Regions from separate parts of the Homo sapiens genome. Here region 1 is linked to region 2. The links are chromatin contacts, found by Hi-C or POLR2A ChIA-PET in ENCODE. All regions are on one chromosome and are shown on one strand. Each heading gives the region's core, a stretch centred on a gene start or an enhancer-like site at or near the end of the contact. The rest is flanking DNA. Distances are from core to core; before and after follow the strand shown. Region 1 holds the start of TGILR (TGF-beta induced TARBP2 interacting lncRNA). Region 2 overlaps SLC22A23 (solute carrier family 22 member 23).

Evidence for each region. A loop is a pair of places that touch in the nucleus more often than their neighbours do. ChIA-PET counts read pairs that join two places held with the same protein, here RNA polymerase II (POLR2A).
Region 1: a map of mammary epithelial cell shows a loop between it and region 2 (3-fold over the local background). The contact joins the promoter of TGILR here to the enhancer-like site in region 2. A Hi-C loop is called at or near these places in 1 of 168 maps with a recorded cell type or tissue (mammary epithelial cell). POLR2A ChIA-PET finds 5 or more read pairs at or near these places in 1 of 52 experiments (HepG2).

What each region holds. Positions count from the first base shown.
Region 1 is chr6:3,909,587-3,916,441 of GRCh38, forward strand. TGILR (TGF-beta induced TARBP2 interacting lncRNA) reads right to left here and starts at 2,416. Exons shown (of 1, transcript NR_198974.1): 1 at 1-2,416. It also overlaps the pseudogene RPS25P7. RefSeq lists a silencer at 2,146-2,343.
Region 2 is chr6:3,386,017-3,393,642 of GRCh38, forward strand. The region is part of intron 3 of SLC22A23 (solute carrier family 22 member 23); the gene reads right to left. Among named protein-coding and RNA genes, the nearest start is that of SLC22A23, 67 kb to the right of the region's middle. Within about 2 kb of position 4,860, at least 10 of the 41 ENCODE cell types and tissues checked have a DNase peak (open chromatin) inside an H3K27ac peak, as active enhancers do; they include mammary epithelial cell, where a contact is called at or near this core.

The sequences.
Region 1 (6,855 bases), core at 1,166-3,665, 520 kb after region 2:
GGGACCCAGCTGCCCCTGAAAGAAAGGCTGTGTTTGCAGTGCTCGGGGAACATGTATGCATCTTTGTTTTGGGGACAAGGAAGGGAAGGTGACTTGCAAGGAGCCCTGTTGCCTAAGGCTTAGGGAGAAAACTGAGATTCGTTTTTCTGTTTCCAAGGAAAGAAAAAAATCCATCAAGCAAATGATTCAAGGTTCACCTCCCACATGCTCTCTGGATAAATTGCAGGATGGTGGTTTATATGCAGTATTGGGCCTCGCTCCTGAGCCACATTGAGCTACATATTAAGCACCACTACTTCAGTGGGATCAAACAGTCCTGTAAATAACAACCTCATAGCCAGTTACTGACATCAACTCCATCCACAGGCTTTGGGAAATTACCTCCAGCCACATCAGCGTATTTCTTTTTAATATCTCAGAAAAAGGTATGAAATTGCTCATTCCCAGCTCATATTACATTGACCAGTAATAGAAAGATACTGCTTTGCTCTGCATGTGGCAGAATGTGGTCCCCTCTGGCCCTGCCCAGCCAGCTCTGTGCCCCCGACCACCAACCCTGAGTGCAGAGCCCGTCTCTAGCCTGTGAAGTCTGTCTTTTTTTGGAGCCTGTAGCTTTTTGAGAGAATGACCAGGGGGCACTTGCTTTGAGTTGTGGGAGTTTTCTCCTTTGTTTGAAGGAAGGGTCCTACTGTTTTCTCTGAGGCCTGCTGCTGCCTTGGAGATAGGCTTCTTGCTTCTTAACAGCTAAGCAGTTGGAGAAAAACCAACGATTTCTTCCTTTCGCAGCAGTGTGTCTTCTCTGGGAAATTCAAAGCATAACTCTTGACAACAGTCCTGGATACCTGGTGCCCTGCACCCCCCTCCGTGGTCGTGCAGACACTGAATCCTCCCTGAAGCACAACAATCCTGCCCTAACTCCCTTCCACCCACCACCACAGGTGGCCAACTACTTTAAAAGTCCATAGCTCAACCATTTTTACAAAAACTACAGCTATTTGGAATTTCTGTGTTTAACCCGCATGAATTTGATATGTCTTCTCCAGACAAGGGAACTCTTTTCTCCTTCAGTGTGTGTGTGATAGGAATGACCTGAGACATAGAGTCAGAAGCCCTAGGTCCCAGCTCTGGCCCCACTGTGAACAAGCTGATTTCTCTGAACCATTGTCTCCATATCTGTAAAACGTGCATCCCCAAAAATGCCTAATTCAGAGAGGGCAATGAATAAAAAATATACTTGAAAAGTATGGGAGAATGCACCTTATAAATTCTAAAACCAAAATATGATATTACCAAACCATGAAACTTGGCCAGAAAGATGTAATCTGTTCTTATGATGAATTTAACAAATGGATTGCTGTGATTTTTATGGACCCGTTAATATGGTTTCCACAAATAATGAATAGCCAGTAGAAATTGATACACAAAGGATTCAAAATTATTGATTGGCTGTGCAGTGAGCCAGGGAAAGAAAGTGGCAGAATTTTTCTTGATTTATAAAGAAAAAATGAGGGAAGAAGAAAAGATGGGTGAGCTTAAGACAAACATAAGAACCTAACAGAAAGAATATGCACAACTTGGACTACAACAAATAGCTGGGAAATGAGTGACAGGAAGCAAGCTCACCGGCTACATTCTTATCTGGGTCACAATGGAAAGGATATGTCTTCTGCATCTTCACTCTCCCTCTCTGTCTCTGACTCCTATTGTCCACTAGGAAAACAAGCGCTGGAAGTCAAGAACTTTCTCAACACTGGAGCCCAGTGCCCAAATCCATGGCTGGCAGGAGCTGGACTTCAGTGGCCAGTGGCTGAAAGACCTGCAGGCCACTCTTGAGAAAGGGCATGAAGTGGCCTCAGACACCTCCAGTATCTCCTGTTCATGGGGGTCCCTGCTCTCCCAAATGGTTCAGATGCTTCAAAGTTTAACCAGTAGACATAAGAGGAATGTTCTGGAAGCCATTCAGCACTGTCCACAATGTCGCAGGATGAGCAGATCTGTCTGCTAGTAGAAGGAAATGCCGTTAGAGTTTGCTGACCTGAACCCAGATACCAAGTCAACCCAGGTCTTATCCCATCAAGTTGACATCCGCTCTACACAGATCAATGTTTGCAAGAATCATCTCTCTCTGCTCTCTCTCTTCTTCCTTCCTCCACATTACTTGCAGTCTTTTCTAGCCATCAGTTCTCCTGGAGGGTCCTGGCTCCACCTGGAGATCTACAGCAAAGTCCTAGAGGTCCTGCTGAATTTGCTTTTCCCTTTCTCTCCTTGTGGCAGAGCAGCGGCAGGAGAGCTAGGGATGTTCTCCTGCTATGCTGATGCTACTCACAGCAAAACTCCTTCGGTGTTATGCTAACAAGTTTCTGTCTCAACTCCATCTTTCCGCACACTCCTCTCCCTGCTAGGTGCAAGGAGGGGGAAAGAAAACAATCTCTCCCTATGCACTTTAAACATTCCCTGTGATGTGTCACCAGACTTTATCGCCTTTCAGGCACTAGTGAGTCACTTTTTGAGGCAGGGCCCCCGCTCTAATGTCCACAGAATCCCGAAGCAGAGATGCTGCCAAATTCACCCCCACTGGTGGCTCACTGCCAAGGAGAAACAGGAGCTGTCTTTTTTCAGAGGTCTTTAAAAATAGTGTAGGAGGCCAGGGGTACATTAAGTGACCTCTGGAGGTCCAGTCTGGGCTCAGGAAGTTCTGACAAATTCAAAAATGTAGGTTTTAAGAGACTTGGGGGGCTTTACACAACGAGGCCCTTTTTAGCATTTGCTGCTGCAGGCTGATGGGCTGAATTAATCACTGTTCCTCTAATCAACTAAGGAAAATGGTCTTTCCTTCAAAAACAGCTGTCAGCAATGACTATAAATTGGTTCATTTTATGCAGAAAGATGCCCTGTGATAGGCTGTCAGCCAAATGAATGCTGACTTCAATGTGACTTGAAACAGAATGTTGGAAGTGGCAATATATGAATGGAACAAAACAGGACAATGAAGCAGCATCTCCATAGTCACAGCGAGGCATCATGAAGGATATACAGGGAGTACATTTTGAGACTGACAAGCAAAAATCATAATCTTAACAATGTTGCCTAATGTTTAGTGAGCACTTATTATGTCCTAGACTCTACACTAAATATGTCATTTGTCTTATTCCACCTACCATTAAAATATTTCCGAGCAGGAGTGTTTCTATTGAGACCTGCCAGAACATTGTCAAAATCATAGGCCCAAAGAGCCTAGCTTGAAAGCATGCTGTACTCTAGCAGAGGGGCCTGGAAATGCACAAATCACAGAGACAAACACAAATCAGAGCGGCAGAAGCCACCTTGGTCTGAAGCTGGACTTAGGAGAAAAGGCTCTCCACTTGCTATAATAGGTCTTTAGACAATTTCACACCCTCCAGGTCTCTGGCAGAGCTTAGAGGCTAAAATTTTGTTTAAAAACAAACAAAAGCAGTTTGCCTTAAGTGGGCAAATGGAAAGGGAGATTTTTTACTTGCAAATAAGGAAATGATATTTAGTAATTTTCTAAGCATCTGTCTGTCCTATGTTTTGCTTTAGGGACCTATAACATTCCTCAGTGCTTGCCAATCTCTAGTTTGGAAGCCAAAAGACACTACCTCATAGGCAGTGAGTCAGCAAATGAGAGTGGGTGGGAAGCCAAGGGAGTAAGAATAGGTGGAAAGGGCTGGACAGACTCCAAATCCAAGCTCTGTCACTGACGAGCTTCAGGACTTCGGAAAAATTACACTAACTCCTTTAGCCTACCTCCTAATCTGTAAAACAGACATAACGAATGCTACCTTGCAGAGTCGCTGTGTTCATGAGATAATGAACATACATTATTCATTGCCCATGGATGTGCCTGCTACATAGTCAAGATTAACTCATGGTAACTATTATTTAAAAGGACCACTGGATCCAACTCCAAGATTTACTATAAAGCTATGGTAATGAAGGCAGTGTGGTATTGGTGAAAGAACAGAGAAAAAGATCAATGGAACAAAATAGAAAACCTGGAAATAGACTTACATAAATATAGTCAGCTGATCTTCAATAAAGGAACAAAGACATTTCAATGGAACAAAGGTCATCTTTTCAACTAATAGAGCTGGAACAACTTGTCCACAAAAGAGTCAAACTCTGTAAATATTTGAGGAGATTTGTTCTGAGCCAAATATGAGTGACTAATGGCTCATGGCATAGCCCTCAGGAGATCCTGAGAACACGTGCCCAAGGTGGGGTCAGGGTACAGCTTGGTTTTATACATTTTATTTTATTTTGTTTTTTTATTTAATAAAGTTTTATTTTTCCAAATGTACAATTGGTTGAACCTGTTCATGCATCTTCACCAGCAGCTGGAGCATCCCCGCCCTTGGTATTTCTGGTGTAAATTACTTGAACTCTGTGCTTTGAAACAGTTTGTTAAGTCCTTTACTAAGGAGCTCCTGAAGGGCTGCTCTGGCCAGGGAACCTCGAATCTTTAGTCTCTTAGAGACCACAGCTGGAGCTCTAAGTTTATAGTTGGGAACTTCCTTACAGAGTTTGTCATAAGTAGCTTTGTCAAACAAGACTAAGTTATTGAGCTTGTCCCGAACTTTGCCTTTGGATCACTTCTTCATTTTGGCTTTGCCCCAGGATTTGTTCACTGGGTCTTTGTCTTTCTTGCCCAACTTTTTGGCATCTTTCTTCTTCTTGTTGTCCTTGGGTGCCCTTGTGAAGCTCAGAGAGCAGCGGAGAACCGATTTTACACATTTTATGAGACAAGAGACATCAATCAAATACATATAACACGTACATTGATTCAGTCCAGAAAGACAGGACAACGGGAAGCTGAAGGGCTTCCAGGTCACAGGTAGATTCAAAGATTTTCTGATTGGCAATTGGTTGAGAGAGTCAAGTTATTGTCTGAAGACTTAGGAATGTCTGGGTTAAGATAAGTGGTTGTGGAAACCAAGGTTTTATCACACAGATGAAGCCTCCTGGTAGAAGGCTTCAGAGAGAATAGATTGTATTTCTCATCAGACTTAAAGAATCTGTTCTATTAGTAATTTCAAAAGGGAGGAGGATGTAATGAGGCATGTCTGACCTCCGCTTCCCATCATGACTTGAACTCGCTTTTCAGGTTACCTTTCGAACGCCCTTGCTAAGAGGAGGGTTCCATTCAGATGGTTTGGGGGCTTAGAATTTTGTTTTCGGTTTATAAACCGGGTGTTCAAATGCATATATATCCCCATAACTATATATATATATATATATATATATATATATATATATATATATATATATATAACTATATATATAACTTTATATATAGTCTTTGCACCCTTCACAAAAACTAACTCCAAATAGATCAGAGACCTAATAGTAAAATGAAAAACTATAAAACTCCTAAAAAGTAACATCAGAGAGAATACAGATTACCATGATTCCTTCAATGACTTCTTAGATACAACACCAAAAGCACAATCCATGAAAGAAAACATTGATAAGCTGTACTTCATTAAAATTAAAACACCAAAAGCACAAGCCATGAAAGAAAACATTGATAAGTTGTACTTCATTAAAATTAAAACTTCAGTCTGTGACAGCCAGTTAAGAAAATGCAAAAACCAGCAATAGAGTGTGCAGTCAATTCCTTTCATTTGATGTTACCTCAATTTCCGTTTTCATTCTCATACAAGAAGCAGGGCTCAACCACCTTTGATGTGGTTTCCAGTTCTCCACCTCCTCCCAGTTCCTCAAGGTGCTTGATCCAAATATCTGCCCCATACAACCACCTCCTGGTGACCACCTCTCTATGGGACAGCTAGATACAACTTGCTTGAAGCACTCCACTGACCCCCACATTCTGCATGGACAACACAGATATTCCACAGTGACCACCTCTCAGTCACAGCAGAACTCAGAATTCATGCCTGCTTGCTGTGAAGCCACTAATTTGAACTCCCCACGAGAAACCTGCCCGTTTCACATCTTAGACTTGAATAAAGCCTGGCCCGCCAGTCCCTCCCCACGCCTCTCTTGCTCGCCACATGCTGGTTGAGTGTGTGTGTCCAGGATGGCTTCCCCCTTTCCCTTGGCCCTGTGAGGCATGCTGCCCTGTTCTCTCTGGGACCTGTAAGTAATACACGGCTCCTGGTATTCCGTGTGTTTTATTGGGTTGCCTCCTCTGGGTCTCACCTGATTAACACGCCCAAACCTAACTTCTTTCCTAGTTAGGGCTCTCCTAGACAGTGGCTATGTTCATAGGAATAAACTAGACACAGTTCAGACCAGAGTCCCAAGGGAGTCTGCCAGTATAAACAGGTTTGTTGTGTGAGAAGGATACCTCCTCACAGATCAGACACTTTGGCATTAGGCCATCTGCCAGGATAAAGAAGTACCCCCCAAAAGGCACATTGCAAACATCCACAACCAAACCTGCTGGAGCTCCAGTAGGGTGAGGCTAGAGTTTATAGCCACTCTGCAGAGAGAGTCCTCAAGACCAAATTAGAAAAAAGTACATATTTTTTTCTGGAGAAAAATTTGCAAAACACGTATCTGATAAAGGACTGTTATCCAAAATATGCAAAACAAACATAAAAATAATTAAGACTCAACAATAAGAAAACAATTAACCCAGTTATAAAATCGGGAACAAATCTGAACATATTTCTCACCAAAAAAGATATAGAGATGGAAAATAATCATATGAAAAGATGCTCAGCATCATCTGTCATTAGCAACTGGAAACTAAAACAATGAGATACTGCTATGCACCTATTAGAATAGCTAAAATGCAAACTCTAACAACACCAAATGCTGGAGAGGATGTGACACAACAGGAACTTTCAATCATTGCTGGTGAGAATGCAA
Region 2 (7,626 bases), core at 3,610-6,109:
CCAGATGTGACACATCTCACTCTAAATGATGCGGCTCTCAAATTCCCCATTCATGCCCATTCCTGTGGTCACTGATGAGGGGACTTCAATCGGCTTGAAGAACTCACACCTTTCCACACCCCTCCCGGGTGTCTCATTACCTGACGAGGTGGATTTATTAATGATCTGGGTTGACATTAGCTGGGAGCATCACAGGGAAGCCAGTGTGCCCTGACAGTGCACGGTTAGGGGTTTAGAAACCCAAGGCAGGGGAGGTAGGAAGGGGAGGCAGAAAAGGCTGCTCAGGGTGGCGGTGGCCCAAGCTGGAGGGCAGACAAGCCTCAGGCTGGAGAGCGAAGGAGAAGGGAGAGCACGCTTGCTCTGTGTACGCCACACGCACAACCAGCCCTGGGGTCCCTGGATGTGGCACCAGGAGTTGGTGCTTCTCTTTCCTCCTCAAGAAGTTGGCTTCTCTGGAAAGTGGGGGAGGGTCTGAATAAAGCAGCCAACAGGAGGCTCCGGGTTCTGAGGCAGCCTTGTTCTTCCAGACACAGAGGAGGCTGGCACTGCCAGGCTTGGAGGCTGCTTGCTCCTCAGTAGCCGTGCCAAGCGTGGCTGGGGACAGCCCGAGAGCTCAGAACGGCCTTCCAGGGCCAACCCTCTTGCTCTACAGATGAAAAGAGTGAATCCAGGACTGCCGGGGACCTGCCCCAGGGTCACCCAGCGTGGGAGGGGTGGAGGCGGCAGTGGGACTGGGTCTCCCACCCAGGGCACCACTGGAAGGACATCTGGAAAGTCTGCATACTCTGATGCTGACACACGGACCTGGCAGCAACATGGGGAACAAGGACTTGCTTCCACAGGGCCGGCACCCCAGGGCGGGGCAGGCACCCCAGGGTGCAGCAGGCCTTTCTCTGGTTCGTCACTCAGACCACCACTCCAGCCTTTGAAATCAACAACAACCACACACAACTCTTCTCTTCCAACCTCACCCAGATTTTCACCTTTGTTTCTCAGAAAAACCCTACTAACCTTTAAAAAATACACACGTTTAGAAGAGACAGCTTTTTGAGGAGTGAGGAGGTAAACAGCAGTGTACCTAGCCACATGGATTATCTGCCCTTCATAGCTGTGAGTCCCTTTGCTGAAGAAATAAAGTGACTCACTCCTAACAAACTAAGTGGAGAAAGGGAAAACTAGTAACTGCAGAGGAGAAGCCTGGCAGACCCCATCTCAACTGAGGAAGGTTAGCGTGACCAGTGACAGCTCACGCTGACGTCAGAGCTCCTGCCTCGATACGACGCCATGAGCAGGGTGGTGCTCTTCCCCCTAGTCTGATCAAGAGAAAGTATCAGACAGACCCACATCGAGGGGCATTCTGCAAAATACCAACCCGTTACACCACTGTCCTCATCACAGTGTTAAGGTCACAAAAGACAAACCCAAGGAACTGTCACAGATCAGAGGCGACTGTGGAGACACAGCTACATTTAATAGAGTGTTCTGGAACAGAAAAAGGACAGTAGAGAAAACACTGGTGAGATTCAAGGAAAGTCCGTCGTTTAGTTAGTCCCACGACAACGTCCGTTTCTCAGCTCTGGGGACCGTAGCGTGGTTATGTGAGTTCACGTTAGCGGAAGGCGGGTGAGTGAAGGGCTTACAGAAAATCTCTGTACTGCCTTTGCCATTCCTCTGTAAGTCTAAAATTATTTTAACTGTACTGCTTTTGCCACTCCTCTACTTTAAAATGTTTTTAAAATATGGTGAACAAGTAAGTATATGTATATTTCATTCAAAGAGTTAACGAAACCCAAGAGTCGTGGGCTTCTCTGATAAAGTTCTCTGAGGGTGAGTGGCAGGAAAGGAGAAGGCAGGCCGCAGCGAGGATGTCCTGGCAGCCCACGACAGTCTGTGCCACGGCATCTCCTTTCGGTGGAATTCGTGCTGTTCCTGCTGCCTGAAAGAGAAGCCCAACAAGTCCCCTCTGGCAAGTGCAATTTTTCCCACCAGTTATCCTAAAATCAAATTAAAACCGGATGCAGGCTACAACCAAGCACTCAAATCACTGGTGCAGCCCTTGACTTTGTAAAATCAAAATGGCTCACTGGCCTAGATGTAGGGAGAGGGCAAGCCCGCCACAGAAACACAGAAGGGGGTTCATTCAACAAAGAACGAAGGAGACTCATCCAACAAATGTATCCAGTGCTTTGGAACGTGAGACTCAATAGGTCAGGTGAAAGTGCTGGTGTCACAGAGCTCACATACTTCCTCATGGGGGAGGGCAGAAATGCAATAAAATGCAATAAAATGCAATAAACAGAAACAAAATGCAATAAACAAAAACATCAGAGTGGAAAGTGTATGCAGATCACAATGCTACCATCAAACAAAAACAAAAAAGAAAATGACAAGTTTTGGGCGAGGATGTGGAGAAACTGAAACCCTTGTGGCCTGCTGGTGGGAATGTCAGATGGAACAGCCAGCCACCGTGGAAAACTGTGACACTTCCTCGAAAACATAAAAATACAATTACCATATGACCCAGCCATCCCACTTCTGGGTATATGCCTAAAACAAATGAAAGAAGGTACTCAGAAATTGTACAACCAAGTTCATAGCAGCGTTATTCACAACAGCTAAAACATGGAAGCAACTCAAGTCTCCATCAACTGATGAATGGATAAGCAAAATGCGGTCCATCCATACAGATACATGGATACAATGGAACATGATACAGCCTTGAGAAGGAAGAAAATCTTGTCCCGAGCTGCAGTGTGATGAACCTTGAAGACATGATGCTAACTGAAGTAGATCAGTCACAATAGGACAAATACCATCTGATGCTACTTATAAGGTACCTAGCGTTGTCAAATTCAAAGAGACAGACAGCAGAATGGGGGTTCCCAGGGGCTGTGGGGAGGGGGAATGGGGAGTTCGTATTTTTTGCAGACCAGAGTTTCAGTTCTGCAAATGAAAAAGTTCTGTGGTGGCTGCGGGCGTGGTGGCTCACTCCTGTAATCCCAGCACTTTGGGAGGCTGCGGCGGGCAGATCACTCGAGGTCAGGAGCTCGAGACCAGCCTGGCCAACATGGTGAAGCCCCATCTCTACGAAAAATATAAAAATTAGCTGGGTGTGGTGGAGCATGCCTGAGATCCCAGCTACTCAGGAGTCTGAGGCAGGAGAATCACTGCAACCCGGGAGGTGGAGGTTGCAGTGAGCCAAGACTGCACCACTGCACTCTAGCCTGGGCAACAAGAGCAAAACTCTGTCTCAAAAAAAAAAAAAAAAAAAAAAAAAAAGCAACAACAACAAAGTGCTGGGGCTGAATGGCATGACAGAAGCACGATGCGAATACGCTTAACATTATTGAAATGTACACTTAAAAATGGTTAAGATAGTAAATGTTATGGGATATGTTTTCTATCACAATTGAAATTGAAGTCTATGCAGACAATTAGAGTAGGAGACTGTGACCAGAGAAACAAGCTGGTGAGCGCTGAGGAGGCAGTCAGGGAAGGCCTCTCTCAGCAGGGAGGTGGGGCGAGGAACAGAGACAATGTCTCCACAGAGTGCTTGGCATCCTTTCTGTCTACTGCTCTCTTACTGCCCGGCCTCACCACCATTTCAGGCTCACTACAGTCACCCCTCCTCCCACTCCATGAAGCCCTAAACTCCTCAGGGTGGTGGAATCACTCATGGAGATGGCCTAGAGCCTGTGCAGGAGAAAGTACAGGGATGAAGTTATCCTTCCTGACTTACCGAAGGATCAGAATCACCCCTGCAAAGCAGGCATAAGGGGAAAGGGAGCTGGTACGTGCATTTCAGGCTGCTGCCAGCTGCTTGGAATCCACTGCACAGCACCACACCCGTTAGTGGAGAACGGCCTTGCTGGAACCGGTTTCAAAGATTCGCTCTCATTGTTGCCTTTTGGCTAACTTCGCAAAGCTGATGTACCCATCCTCCAAAAATAAGACTCAGCCAGTCAAAGGATGGGCTAAAATACAAAAGTGACATCATCACTTTGCATTTCAAAAAAAGGCCTGGTTTGGGATGAAATGAACAGAGTTCTCCTGGCACGGCATCACTGGGCCAGTTGCCACCATCCGTCCGTGGGCTCATCCGGAACAGCAACCAGCGGTGAGCCACAGTCAGGAAAAGGAATGAGGCTCTCTCCATAACCTCCAGGCCTATGTTAAACTTCACATCCAATGACACCGAGGAGGAAAGGTACCGAAGAAAGAAAGCAGAACTGCCTGGAAATTGAAACACTCAGCCATCTCAGGTAATTGGCCTCAATCACAGAATACTACTCAATTAGATTTTAAAAGATGCCCCTCTGTCAGAATGCAGAGAGATCTAAGTAGATCCTGCATCCCTCTTCTCTGCCCCACTCTCCCTCTCTCCTCCCTCCCCAAAGTCCAATTAAGTCCAAGTGCCAACCTAACATGAGAAGGCTAAGAATTCTGTTCACATCTACCATGACCTTAGTCCACAGGATCTCTCATGAGAAGAAAGCCACACAGTTGGAGTGAACTCTAGTGCTCCCCGGGGCCTAGAGTTCTGAGGTACACTTCGGGTTCACTTGCAGGTTTAAATGTTACCTAAGAATAACCTAATGCAGAGATGTACACACTGGGGCCACTATGGTTCTATTTCACTATGGATCAGTTCAATGCACCAAAAGCTGGCTGCCACTCAGCATCTCTGAGCCTGGTATGTATCAGTGGACCCCAAGTGGGGCTATGGAGTGTACTAAACATCATCACTGAACATTTATATTCTAAACATCAGTCTCAGGCCCTACAGGCTTCAATAATATGCTGCCTATCTGCCAAACCACTGGCTTCCAATGCGGAAGCTGGAGTTCTGCCCAGAAGCCGCACCCAGAGATCTGAGGGAACCATGACACTTACTGTTGATGTTGGCGCCTCTTTTTCCGTGAATTTGGTCAACTGCCTGAATGGAATGAAGAGAATCATACCCTGACTCATTAGAGTGATGAAAAATTTCTCAAACTTACCAAAAATGCCCCTGACAAGAAGATACAAGATCAGCCCTGTCCCTTCTCTCACGGAGCTACAATGAAAATAACAGCAATGACTCGGGGGAATCAACCAGTAATGGTAAGGAAAAGGAAGAGAGTGACTCTAGGTTATCATTCATTATTCACCATTCCCCTTTTGGGCTCATGGAAATGTGATTTGCACACAAATGTCCTCACCAGCTCATGGAGACTTTATTCTTGCTGATATCAATTCATTAATCAATACCTGTAGGATGTGGGTTGAGCAACAGGTTTTGAATCCCACCAACTGTTCGGGCATCCACGCCAAATCCATCTGGGTCATGAGGCTTTGTGAGAAATCTCAGCAAATTCCCTCTACTATTCAAAAACACTTGTGATATATCTCTAATATGTGGGAATTGGACTAAAAAGTCTAGCCCTTCCAGCTTTAACAATTTAGAATCACATATGTATATCTATTCTGCAATACTGCGGCACAGATCTTCATCGTGTTCCATGAATTCATTCATTCATCATGTTCCATGAATTCATTCATTCATCAAACTAGTATTTAGATACCCATTCTGTGCCAGGTGCAAATCCAAGCACTGGAAATGGAGTGGAGAGCAAGAACAATAAGGACCCTGCTTTCAAGGTGTTTCCTCTAGAGTGGATGAGTGGTATGCGGAGATACAAATACACAAATAAATGAAGGTATTTTAAGGTAGGGCAGATGCTTTAAAAAAGGCTGGGTGAGTCTGAAGAAATTGTTTGGGTACTGATTAGACTAGCTAGCCTGAGAAAGTTCCACAGGCATCAACTGAAAAGCGATCATAGTGACAAGACCGGACCAGGCCTGCAGAGGTCTGGAGGGGAGCATTTCAGGCAGAGGGAAAGGTGAGTACAAAGGAACTAAGGAGCAAGCAGGAGCTGAAAGATCCATCTGGCTGGACACAGTGCAAGATCAAAGGGCCAAACCATGCAAGATAGCATGGACTGCAGTAGCATTTGGAATGCACGATGGAAGCTGTTAGAGCGTGTGGCAAAGACCACCAGTCATCCTCCAAGACCATGCTCCCCTTCTTCCTACAGGCTCATAGCTGTACAAAACAAGACCAAGTTCTCCAGCCACCCTTGCAATTGGGTGTGGATAGGTTGCTGAGATCTGGCCAATGGGATGTGAAAAGTGGTACCCATGACTTCTGAGCAGTGACCTGAAGGGGAAGGAGTGTTCCTTCTTCCTCTTTTCCACTGCTCTGCTGGCTGGATTAGGACAGCAGAAGGGGCCTGGGCTCCCAGTGTCATGGGACTGCCACAGCAGCCCAGGACTGACTATATTGATGATAGAAATAAACTCCACTTTGTTTAAATCCCTGTTGTTCTGGTTTTAAGTGCTTTCAGAAATGAAGCTATTGCTAACTATATAGACAGATCGATGCAGGAGAGTAGAAGCTCTGATTCAGGCTGTATGAATATCACCCTAGTTGTAAGTGAAGAATGAGCTGTAGAGGTCTGAACAGGAAGCAAGAAGATCAGTTAGAAAGCCATTGTGCTTAGTTTTCCAGGCATGAAATGAAAAGGCTTTGCCTCAGGGGGTGGCAGTGGAGACAGAGAAATTGAGGGACTCAGAATGTAATTTGGAGGAAGAACTGAGAGGATTTGCTGATCAAGGGAGAGAGAGAGAAGAAAGGGTGACTCTTACCCATTTTTGGCTTGAGCAACTGCATGGATAATGGTTCTAGGGAGGGATGGCTCTGAGGATGTGGGAGGAAGGAGGGTTCTGTTTTGGCCACACAATCTGAAATGCCTACTGGACATCCAAGTGGAACATCCACAAGGCAGTAGGGTATACGATTTTGGAACTCAGCAGGGAGGTCAGAGTTGGTGATATACACCTGGGAGTCTCTGGCCTATGGAGAGGTGAATTAGTGCCATGTTTCTAGCAGAGCAGACACACAGAGAGTGTAGATGGAGAAATGTCAGGAGCCCCAGATCCAACCTTTGGAGGGAGGGCAAAGGAAGGGAAAAGCCAAGTGGGTGAGGTATCATGAAAGCAAAGAAGAGGGTGTGGTCAAGCTGGGTCAGACACTGCTGAGAAGTTCAGATAAGCAAAAGAGAAAATGACCAAGCCTGTGGCAGCCTGGAGGCTGTGGGTTATCTTATCAAGGGAATTCCACCTGAGCAGCGGGGGTGACGAAAGCCTCAGTGGACTGAGGCAAGGACGGAAAGCAAGGCCCCAGAGACAATGCTTGGGGCTCATGTTTGGAGAAGTTTTGCTGTGAAAGGGAGAAATGATGCTACTGTCTCTAATTCTACTTGCTGCCTGAACTGGGCCCATCCAATATAATAGCCACGAGCCATACGTGGTTACTTATGTGAATTAAAATGGTTTTAAATGACAAATTCAGTCCCTTAGTTACTCCTGCACATCTCAAGCACTCAATAGCACACGTGCCTAGTGCTGGACTATTGGGCAGTGCAGGTAGAGAACATTTGCCTTGATGCTGCAGGTTCTCTTAGGCAGCTCTGACCTAAACCCTCCTCTAAGTTCCTCTTTGAAACTGTTGATTATGCTTGGTTTGCCTCATAGGATGATGTGAGCGGGAAAATGGCAGCAGAAATACATGTTTCCCACTTGATT